2 separate regions of the Homo sapiens genome follow, and region 2 is linked to region 1. A link is a loop called in an ENCODE intact Hi-C map of the cell type or tissue named here. Cell type or tissue: chondrocyte. All regions are shown on one strand. Each heading gives the region's core, and the rest is flanking DNA. Links, peaks and the distances in the headings are about the cores only. Region 1 has its middle 86 kb from the start of CUX1. Region 2 overlaps CUX1 (cut like homeobox 1).

What was found. A loop is a pair of places that touch in the nucleus more often than their neighbours do. Peaks named below come from ENCODE experiments on the same cell type or tissue, not always from the same donor. Only the 100,000 strongest peaks of a DNase experiment are listed, where the experiment ranks them.
Region 2: it touches region 1 in a loop (3-fold over the local background); 13 of 110 quality-filtered maps call a loop at or near these places.

Annotation. Positions count from the first base shown.
Region 1 is chr7:101,729,373-101,734,741 of GRCh38, reverse strand. No RefSeq gene overlaps it. Among named protein-coding and RNA genes, the nearest start is that of CUX1, 86 kb to the left of the region's middle. RefSeq lists an enhancer at 502-1,400. In chondrocyte, for the core only: no CTCF peak of the experiment used is centred there; no DNase peak of the experiment used is centred there.
Region 2 is chr7:102,226,178-102,231,546 of GRCh38, reverse strand. CUX1 (cut like homeobox 1) reads right to left here. Exons shown (of 24, transcript NM_181552.4): 21 at 3,878-4,180. Among named protein-coding and RNA genes, the nearest start is that of SH2B2, 58 kb to the left of the region's middle. In chondrocyte, for the core only: no CTCF peak of the experiment used is centred there; DNase peaks (open chromatin) are centred at 2,376, 2,616 and 3,886.

The DNA.
Region 1 (5,369 bases), core at 51-5,050:
GTGAACTCCTGATCACTGCAGGTCAGGAGTTCAAGACCAGCCTGGCCAACATGGGTGAAACTCCGTCTCTACTAAAAATACTAAAATTAGCCAGATGTGGTGGCACGCGCCTGCAATCCTAGCTACTTGGGAGGCTGAGGCAGGAGAATCGCTTGAACTCGGGAGGCGGAGGTTGCAGTGAGCCGACATTGCACCACTGCACTCCAGCCTGGATGACAGAGTGAGACTCCGTCTTGGAAAAAAAAAAAATAGTGCTCAGGGAGCTGGCGCTACAGGAGAGGGCAGGTGGCCAGAGGGCTCCCTTCTCTGCCCCTCTGAGGCTCTGTGTGGATCCAGCTCAGGCTGTTTTGGTCATTCCAGCTCTGGTCACCGCCTCTGATTTATTAGCTGTGGGTTTGTCGGATGGTGAAGCGAAGGTTCCCAGCAAGGCCGGGAGGTTTGCAGGAATTTATTTCACACTTGACTATTTTTTCTAACACCTACTAATGTCCTTCATGTTGGACCCAAAGTTCCCGGCCTCTCCCTTCTTCCAAAATGTTTCAGGGACTGGAGAGGGGAGAGCGCCTGGAAGTCTTCCAGTAGTGGCCAGCCACCAGCCTGCAGGCAGATGGGTGAGAAGGGGGATGGGAGTGGCGGGGGGCGGGGGGTGAGGGTGGGGATAGTGGGAGGGTGGCAGGAGGCTGTGCTGAGAGCCAGGGCAGGGAGGTCAGGTTTCAGGTTTCAGTTTCCCTTGAAAACAGCCCTGCGCCGGCCCGGCCGGCAGAGAGCCTGGCTTCCCTATGCAATCATTACGTTTCTCAGAGACTCAGTGCCACCACCGGTAAAATGGGCATGCCGAAGGGCTGTGGTCAGGACAAAATGAATCAGGAGGTGTGTGTTAATGCCTGGGGCAGCGGCGGGCCCCTCACAAGGGCTGGATGTGAGCGGCCGAATCTGTCTTTAATCCCCCTGCGGAAGCTGGAACGGGAAGCTGTGTTCCGGGCCAAGCTTTCTCTGCCCACTTGGCCGGCATCTCCTTTCTCTGGTGTTTCTGTTGAAATTTTACTGTTCAGAAGCATTTCCACTGCCTGGCTAGTTATTCAGCAGGACCCTGTTTGATCCATTCCCCAGTCCTGTCTCTTCTTCCTGCTGTCATGGAGCTCACTCTGTTGTTAGGGGGCAGGGGTACAGGGAATATGAGGGTTCCCAGAGAGGCAAAATGAAAAAACCCCTGCTGGCATGTGACCAGCACCCATTGGCTGTAACTTTGCTCCAGTTCACATCTTTTTTTTTTTTTTTTTTTTTTAAAGATGAGTCTTGCTCTGTTGCCCAGGCTGGAGTGCAGTGGCACGATCTTGGCTCACTGCAACCTCTACCTTCTGGGTTCAGGCGATTCTCCTGTCTCAGCCTCCTGAATAGCTGGAATTACAGGCGTGTACCACCATGCCCAGCTAATTTTTGTATTTTTAGTAGAAATGGGGTTTCACCACATTGGCCAGGCTGGTCTCGAACTCCTGGCCTCAAGTGATCTGCCCACCTCAGCCTCCAAAAGTGCTGGGATTACAGGCGTGAGCCACTGCGCCCAGCCTGCTCCAGTTTACCTCTTAAAAAAAATAAAATGCACAGAACTGGACCTCCTTGAGAGAGTGGGGAATAGGTGTAGGTTTGGGGCAAGGAGAAGGACAAGCATAGGGAACAGCCAGGGAAGGATGCTCAGAGGCTCTTCCTATTTTGCTCTTGTTCCCTGTAATCAGCATCTGCCATGGCCCCTCAGCAGCCCAGCCCAGCTTCACAGCAGGGACTCTAAGGAAGGGTCCTAGGCCAAAAGCTGTGGCTCAGGCCTGTAATACTAGTACTTTAGAAGGCCTAGGTGGGAGGATGGCTTGAGGCCAAGAGTTCAAGACCAGCCTGGGCAACATAGCGAGACTACCCACCCCATCTCTACAGAAAGATTTAAACATTAGCCAGGCATGGTGGCATGCACCTGTAGTCTCAGCTACTTAGGAGGTTGAGACAGGAGGATCGCTTGAACCCAGGAATTGGAGGCTGCGATGAGCTAGGATTGCGCCACTGCAGTCCAGCTTGGGGAACAGAGTAAGATCCTCTCCAAAGAAAAAAATAAAGGAATGGTCCTAGAGTTCTGCTGCCTTTGAGAACATCCACACTAGTCACAGAGGAAGCTGACAGAAGGGTGTGTGGTGGGTGTCTTACTTCTTTTATTTATTTGTTTGTTTGCTTGTTTATTTATTTTGGGACAGAGTCTCACTCTGTCACCCAAGCTGGAGTGCAGTGATGCGATCTCGGCTTACTGCAACCTCCGCCTCCCGGGTTCAAGCGATTCTCCTGCCTCAGCCTCCTGAGTAGCTGGGATTACAGGCAACCACCAGCATGCCGGGCTAATTTTTGCATTTTTAGTAGAGACGGGGATTCACCATGTTGGCCAGGCTGGTTTCGAACTCCTGACCTCAGGTGATCTGCCCACCTCGGCCTCCCAAAAGTGCTGGGATTACAAGTGTGAGCCACCACACCTGGCCATGGATACCTTACTTCTTTCCAAGGCCCAAATCAAAAACCTGTCATGTGGATACTCCTTGAAATCCTGCCCTGTGACCACATGACTGAGGGCCTGCTGCCCCCCTCATCACCCTGGTGGGGTGACATAAAATCCATGCTGGTGCCTGCCTCATTCTGTATCAGGTGACCCTATGGGGTGGCCATGAGGTCACATCCTCTGTTCCTATACCTGCCCAGTGGAGGGACGGATGGTGGACGTCTTCCTTTGGAGCTGGGGCTGGCAGTGGTGCAAGTGGTCCCTCCCAGGTGCAGGTAATGAGGGAATGCCTTGTCTGTAGCCAATTTAATAACAATAATAAAATTACTCAAAGCCGTCTGCTTTTTATTATCACCTTGTCCTGGCAATTCCGAATGACGCTGGTGAAAAGAAAAACTCCTTCTCTTGCAAATGCCCCTGTGAAGAGGCTGAAGGGCAGTGGGTCGTTGGTTCTCTGGCATGCGATCAGTTTCTGAATCACCTGGCCCTGCAGAGAGGGAGACGGAAATGAACTTGGAGAGGGTCGGGGCACAAAGTGGCTGAAATGTCAATCCAGGAGGGAAGACGCCTCTCCCCCTAGAACCCTCTAAGAGTTTCCCACTGTGATGTAAGAGGAGGCAGGGACCATGTCCCTGTAGGACCTGTAGGTGATGTCGCCTGTGAGTGATGGTAAGGAGCTTAGGTTTTATTATAATCACAATGGGAAGCTCTTGGTGGGTTATAGGTAGAGGAGGACTGGGATCAATTTATGCTTGGGAAAAATGGGAGAGTTCGAGAAGCTGAAAACAGGAATGGGCTTAAGTGCAACTCCAGGACAATGCTTTTTCATTCAGCTTACACCAACCTTGAATTTTCCACTCTTTTCTTTTCCCTCCCTCCCTCCCTCCCTCCCTCCCTTCCTTCCTTCCTTCCTTTCTCTCTTTCTCTCTCTGTCTCTCTTTCTTTCCCTCTTTTCTTTCTTTTCTTTCAGAGACAGGGTCTCACTCTGTTGGCCAGCCTGGAGTGCAGTGGTGCAGTCATAGCTCACTGCAGCCTGGAACTCCTGGGCTCAGGTGATCCTCCTGCCTCAGTCTCCCAAGTAGCTAGGATGACAGGTGCACGCCAGCATGAGTGGCTAATTTTTAAATTTTTTGTAGAGATGGAGTCTCACTATGTTGCCCAGGCTGGTATCAAACTCCTGGCCTCAAGTGATCATCTCAGCCTCCCAAAGTGCTGGGATTATAGGCGTGAGCCATCATGCCCGGCCTACGTGGGCTTTTTGCATATCCACTGGGTGCTGGGCTCCATGGCAGCTACAGGGGGTGTCATCATGCACGGCCTGGAGGGAGGGACAGACATTAATTCAGCAATCACAGCAACGTGGACACACTGGCCAGCACCAGGGAAGAGACAGGAGAGAGTCCAGGGTCAACAGGGCTCAGTGGCCTTGGCAGGGATGGCCATTCCTTGAAAGATGGGTTTCTGTAGGAATAAGTGACCTAATTAGCTGGATGCAAAGATAACAGGCTGAAGACGTTACCCAGAGGCTCACAGGTAAGAGGGGACAGGAGGACTATAAAGAGCTAAAATAGGCCAGGCATGGTGGCTCATGCCTGTAATCCCAGCACTTTGAGAGGCCAAGGCGGGTGGATCACGAGGTCAGGAGTTTGAGACCAGCCTGGCCAATGTGGTGAAACTCCGTCTCTACTAAAAATACAAAAATTAGCCGGGCATGGTGGCGTGCACCTGTAATCCTAGCTACTCAGGAGGCTGAGGCAGGAGAATCACTTGAACCCGGGAGGCGGAGGTTGCAGTGAGCTGAGATCACACCACGGCACTCCAGCCTGGGCAACAGAGCAAGACTCCATCTCAAACAAACAAAAAACCAAAGAGCTAAAATAAGACCCATGTATCTGGAGTGAAGGGGCCATGGGGAGGATGAGCTGTGGGGGCTCCCAGTAGGGGTAGGACTCCCAGGGGTCAAACCAAGTTGGGCCCAAGAGCTCAGTATTTATCCCCAGAAGGCACTGAAGGGTTTTAAGCTGAAAGACTTGGCCCTGATTGAAGTTTTGTGTTTTACAACATAACGTAAATGCCGAGGCCAAAGCCAGGCTGGGTGCGGCGGCTCACACCTATAATCCCAAGGCTTTGGGAGGCCAAGGTGGGAGAATCGCTGGAGGCCAGGAGTTCGAGACCAGCCTGGACAACATAGACCCCCTACATTTACAAAACATTTAAAACATTAGCTGGGCATGGTGGCACATGCCTGTCATCCCAGGTACCCTGGAGGCTGAGGTGGGAGGATCACTTGAGCCAGGAGTTGAAAGCTGCATTGAGCCATGATGGCGCCACTGCACCCCAGCCTGGGTAACACAGTGAGAGAGACGCTGTCTCTAAAATAAACAAAACAAATCCCAAAGCCAGAGCACTGGGAGTCACAGAGCTGACTGGGGGTGAGGTGGGGGGTGTCAGACTCTCAGGCTCCAAGTGGAAGAGCTGAGAGGGCTGAGAGGCCTGTGGGAAGGTGTGGCCCAGGGCTGTGTTTGGTTAGTCCAGCAGGATCCTTGGGCACCACCCCCAGTGTGCACCAGGGTGTGGCCCAGCCCTCCGGCATGAAGGCGCCACGCACTGTGAGCTATTCCTTCTACATGCACGGCGACCGCAGCCTTTGGTCTTGATAAGTAGATTATGTTGATTCACGGCCTTGGACTTCAAATTACAAAACCACGGTCTGGCTTGGGATAGTTCACCAGAGAGCGGAGAGATAGCTGGTCACAAGGCAGCCATGCGTCATCCCTGCCTCGATCTCAGGGAACTCTGTCCAGTGGGCTCTGCGTTTGCCTAGCATGAGAGAGGGCCA
Region 2 (5,369 bases), core at 65-5,064, 500 kb before region 1:
ATGACTCCTAGATGTTTCCTAGCCATGACTTTTAATTGTTTTGGGGCTACAGACCCATTTGAGAGCCTGAAGAAAGCTACAAACCTTCACCCAGTAAAACCAACATCAAGGAAAACTCCAGCAATGATGGTGGCATGGATGATAACTTCAGCCTAGGAGTTTTGAGACCAGCCTGGGCAATATGGTGAAACCCCATCTCTATTTAAAAAAAAAAAAAGGCTGGGCGCAGTGGCTCACGCCTGTAATCCCAGCACTTTGGGAGGTTGAGGCGGGCAGATCACGAGGTCAGGAGATTGAGACCATCCTGGCTAACACAGTGAAACCCCGTCTCTACTAAAAATACAAAAAAATTAGCCGGGCATGGTGGTGGGCGCCTGTAGTCCCAGCTACTTGGGAGGCTGAGGCAGGAGAATGGCGTGAACCTGGGAGGCGGAGATTGCAGTAAGCCGAGATCGCGCCACTGCACTCCACCCTGGGCAACAGAGCGAGACTCCATCTCAAAAAAAAAAAAAAAAAAAAAATAGCCGGGCTTGGGGTGTGTGCCTGTAGTCCCAGCTACTCAGTAGGCTGAGGTGGGAGGATTGCTTGAGCCCAGGAGTTCAAGGCTGCAGTAAGCTATGATCGTGCCACTGCACTCCGGCCTGGGCAACAGAGCTAGACCCTATCTGATTTTCAACATTTACACGAAATGCCACTTCCTATAAGGAGGTGGGCAGGAGTGATGCAACTGGTCTGCTTCCTTGGATGTGTGACGAGCTATGAAGTGGGAGATGACTCAAGTCTAGGAATCCCTGCATGATTCAATAACTGATGAACATATGGGAATTAGCCATTTTTTCAAATCAACAGCTACATTTTTATTTTTATGAATTGACTTAATTATATAAGGTCTCATTGATATGACTTTTTCTCTCATTCTGTTTTGTCTGTTGCATACAGACATGGGGATGGGAGGCTTCCACTGGACAAGCTGGCCTAACCTCCAGGCTGTTAGATCACTGAGCAAACTTTAGTGGAACTCAGCTACTCTGTTCTTTTTTTTTTTTTTAATTTTTTTTTTTTGAGATAGTGTCTTGCTCTGTTGCCCAGGCTGGAGTGCAGTGATGCCACCGTGGCTCACTGCTGCCTCAACCTCCTGGACTCAAGTGATCCTCCCACCTCAGCCTCCCAAGCAGCAGGGATTACAGCGGGTGCCACCATGCCTGGATAATAATTTTTAAAAAATTTTTTTTTTGTAGAGACGGGGTCTCACTGTGTTGCCCAGGCTGGTCTCGAACTCCTGGCCTCAGGTGATCCACCTGCCTCAGCCTCCCAAAGTGCTAGGGTTACAGGCCACCTGTCATTCTCAAGTGAGCCACCATGCTCGGCCTCCCTTCTCTTCTCATCCCATGGGAGAAAGAAAAGACACACAAGGCCTTTCCATGAGCAGCAGACAAACTGCAACCACTCGGTAGGGTTGTGCTTACATGCTCTGCAGAGAACACTGCCCCTTTAACTGACTTTCACCCTTGGGAAATAAAGATAGAAAGGGTGGGTTTCCAATCTCCGCGTGCCTAAACCAGGGAACCCTGCCTGGTTAACACCACACTGGAGGAGCACGGTGGTTTAAAATGACAAAATAGGCTTGGCTGGTGTGGTGGCTCATGCCTGTAATCCCAGCATTTTTGGAGGCCAAGGTGGGTGGATCACCTGAGGCCAGAGGCCAATTCGAGACCAGCCTTGGCAGCATGGTGAAACTCTGTCTCTACTGAAAATACAAAAATTAGCCAGGCGTGGTGGTGGGCACCTGTAATCCCAGCTACTTGGGAGGCTGAGGCAGGAGAATCGCCTGAACCCAGGAGGCAGTGATTATAGTGAGCCGCGATTGTGCCACTGCACTCCAGCCTGAGTGAGACGGTGAGACTCTGTCTCAAAAAAAAAAAAAAAAAAAAAAAAGGCCAGACACGGTGGCTCATGCCTGTAATCCCTGTGTTTTGGGAGGCCGAGGTGGGTGGATCACTTGAGGTCAGGAGTTCGAGACCATCCTGGCCAACGTGGTGAAACCCTGTCTCTACTAAAAATACAAAAATTAGCTGGGCACGGTGGCGGATGCCTGTAATCCCAGCTACTCGGGAGACTGAGGCAGGAGAATCGCGTGAACCCGGCATTCAGTGAGCCGAGAGGCTGTAGTAAGCTGAGGTTGCGCCACTGCACTCCAGCCTGGGCGACAGAGTGAGGCTCCATCTCAAAAAAAAAAAAAAAAAAGATGAAACACCGTAACATTCTTACAGCCACAGCAGCTGATGACCAGTGACACAGAGCACAGACAACCAACCCAGGCCGAGCACCCAGGGGGCTAGAGCATGTGCCAGGCCGAGGCCAGGTCTGAGGCACGGTGGGATGCCAGGGTGACGGAGTGAGTTCCCCAGGGGCTGCCCGCCCCAGCTGTGGGCTGTGAAATGGAGATGGCTTCGCAAGGCAGCGGGAACAGCAATGATAAAATAACAATGACTATTATTACCAGTCGGGCCTGGTGCTAGAAAATGCTGCTACTCACTGCTCCCAGGCAGGCGTGGTTACTCCAGTTTCGTGGAGGGGGATCTGAGAATGCAGGCAGCCTGGCCAGCATCACGGACTCAGTGAGCAGAGTGAGAACCGGGGTCCGTTAGACCTTCCACTAAGCCATCCTGGCACTGCCGGGTGGACGCTGCCCAGCTCTGGAGCCCCGAGGATGCCAGGCTCTAATGGGTGTCTACCTCTTTCTTTTTTTGAGACAGAATCTCACTGTGTTGTCCAGGCTGAAGTACAGTGGCATGGTCATAGCTCACTGCAGCCTAAAACTACAGGGTTCAAACGATTCTCCTGCTTCAGCCTCCCGAGTAGCTGAACTACAGGCGTGCACCACCATACCCGGCTAATTTTTACATTTTTTGTAGAGATAGGGTTTTGCCATGCTGCCCAGGTTGGTCTCGAACTCCTGGCTGGACTCAAGCGATCCTCCTGCTGTGGCCTCCCAATGTGCTGGGATTACAGGCATGAGCCACTATGCCCGGCCTAATTTTTAAATCTGTTATAGAGAAGGGGTCTTGCTATGTTGCCTAGGCTGGTCTCGAACTCTTGGGCTCAAGTGATCCTCCCACCTTAGGCTCCTGAGTAGCTGGGACTACAGGTGCACATCAACATGTCCAGCTAATTTTAAAATTCTTTGTAGAGATGGGGTCTTGCTATGTGGCCCAGGCTGGTCTCAGACTGTGGCCTCAAGAAATCTGGACTTACTCAGACTGTCTCTATTGAGATACATCTAAGCCAGGCACGATGGCTCATGCCTGGCTTGGGATCCTGTGATCCCAAGAATTTTGGAGGCTGAGGTGGGCAGATTGCTTGAGGCCAAGAGTTCGAGACCAGCCTGGCCAACATGGTGAAACCCCACCTCTACTGAAAATACAAAAATTAGCCAGGAGTGGTGGCAGGTACCTGTAATCCCAGCTACTCAGGAGGCTGGGGCACGACAGTCACTTGAACCGGGGAGGCAGAGGTTGCAGTGAGCTGAGATTGTGCCACTGCACTCCAGCCTGGGTGACAGAGCAAGACTGTCTCAAAAAAAAAAAAAAAAAAAGAAAAAAAAGAGACAGTCTGTGTGGATCCTCCCGAGTCCACTCTGACTCCATGCTCATCTTCTAACTGGTCCCCGTGGGGGTGCAGGGTGGGGAGGAGGTGGGGACTGACCTGCAGACGGCACGCTCCTTACTGTTCACAACTATAGGATGTTTCATGTTCTCAAAGGGTGCCTACACAAGTTGAGACTCTGTGGTTGGCTTGGCCTAGGGCCCGCCCTTCACCTGCTCCTCCTGCAAACTCCCTGCCACCTCCTGACTCAGCAGCCGAGAGGAGAACCTACCGAGGTTGTTGTCCGTCAGCACCTCCTTCACCCGCTTGGTTATGCCGTAGGTGTCCAGCTCCGGGGACATGGCTACTAATTCTTGGATGCTGAGGGCCGAGTGTCCGGAGAGAGGCAGCGGGGTTGTGGGCTGGGAGTCGGATGCTGGCGGGTCACTGGGCTCTGGTGGCTTGCTGTCCTTGCTCGCCTCGATGGGGGGACAGGGCTGCTGGACCAGCTCGGTCAGGCTCTTCACCGACTCACTGGAACTCATCGGGGACTCAGGGGCAGGGCTGCAGCTGGCGGAGGTCTTTGGAGTGCTTTCTGTAATTAAAGCACACGAGAAACCGTGCCTGAAAATAGCTGTCTTTTACCACGACCATCTACGTTCCTTATCTAGGAAATACTAATTAAACGCTCTGTAGGAGAAGCAGACGGTAGGGTTTTCTGTGGGTCTTAGTGAACTGTTTCATATTTTTTTGACTGAGAGTAACCTCTAGTCTTCCATATTAAAAAACAAAAATAACATCATTGCGAGAAAAACTAGGGGTTTAAAAGAAAGGCTTCGGAAGGCTTAACATGAGGGCATTCTGCTAAAAAAACTCCTATTAATCATGTTATCGCTGTCATTTCTTCTAATGAAACCCCATAATTTGGTAATTCAGAAGCACTTTGGCTAGATCATAACTTGTGTAGTTATGTTGTCCATATTTTCCAGAACAAAAAGCATAGACAGATTGTTTTAAATGAGGGCTGCCCACAATACGTAGTCACCACAGTTAGGAAGACCCTTAGGAGGAAATGTGGCTGGGCGAGTGGATCATCTAAGGTCAGGAGTTCGAGACCAGCCTGGCCAACGTGGTGAAACTCCATCTCTACTAAAAATACAAAAATCAGCCAGGCATGGTGGCTCACGCCTGTAATCCCAGCTACTCAGGAGGCTGAGGCAGGAGAATCACTTGCACCCAGGAGGTGGAGGTTGCAGTGAGCCAAGATTGTGCCACTGCACTCCAGCCTGGGTGACAGAGTGAGAGTGAGACTCCATCTCAAAAAAGAAAAAAAACAACAACTGCGGAAACATAAGGCTATAGCTTCTGGTCCTCCAGCACTGGGTCTCAGGACCTAGGTTGGTTTATTTTTACTTTTATGTTTTTAGAGATGGGGTCTTGCTCGGTGGCCCAGGCTGGAGTGCAGTGGTGCAATCACGGCTCCTCCTGGACCACAGGTGCACACCACCATGCCCAGCTGTTTTTTTGTTGTGAAGAGCAGAGAACTCCACAGCACCCAACTCTAGGGGAAGATGGAGAGAGGCAAGGAGAGGAGGAGCACCCTGTTTCCCCAGCTCTTCCATTTTAGAGTTCTACCTCCAACCTTGGGACTTGCTGGTTCTGCCTGCTTCTGAAAACCGAGCTCTTTGCTGGTATAAGCCATGCTGTAACCAACAGCAGAAGTGACTGGGCTGGTGTGGACAAGCCAGAGTCTACACTCTCCTCTGCCTTGTTGGGGTCGCCGT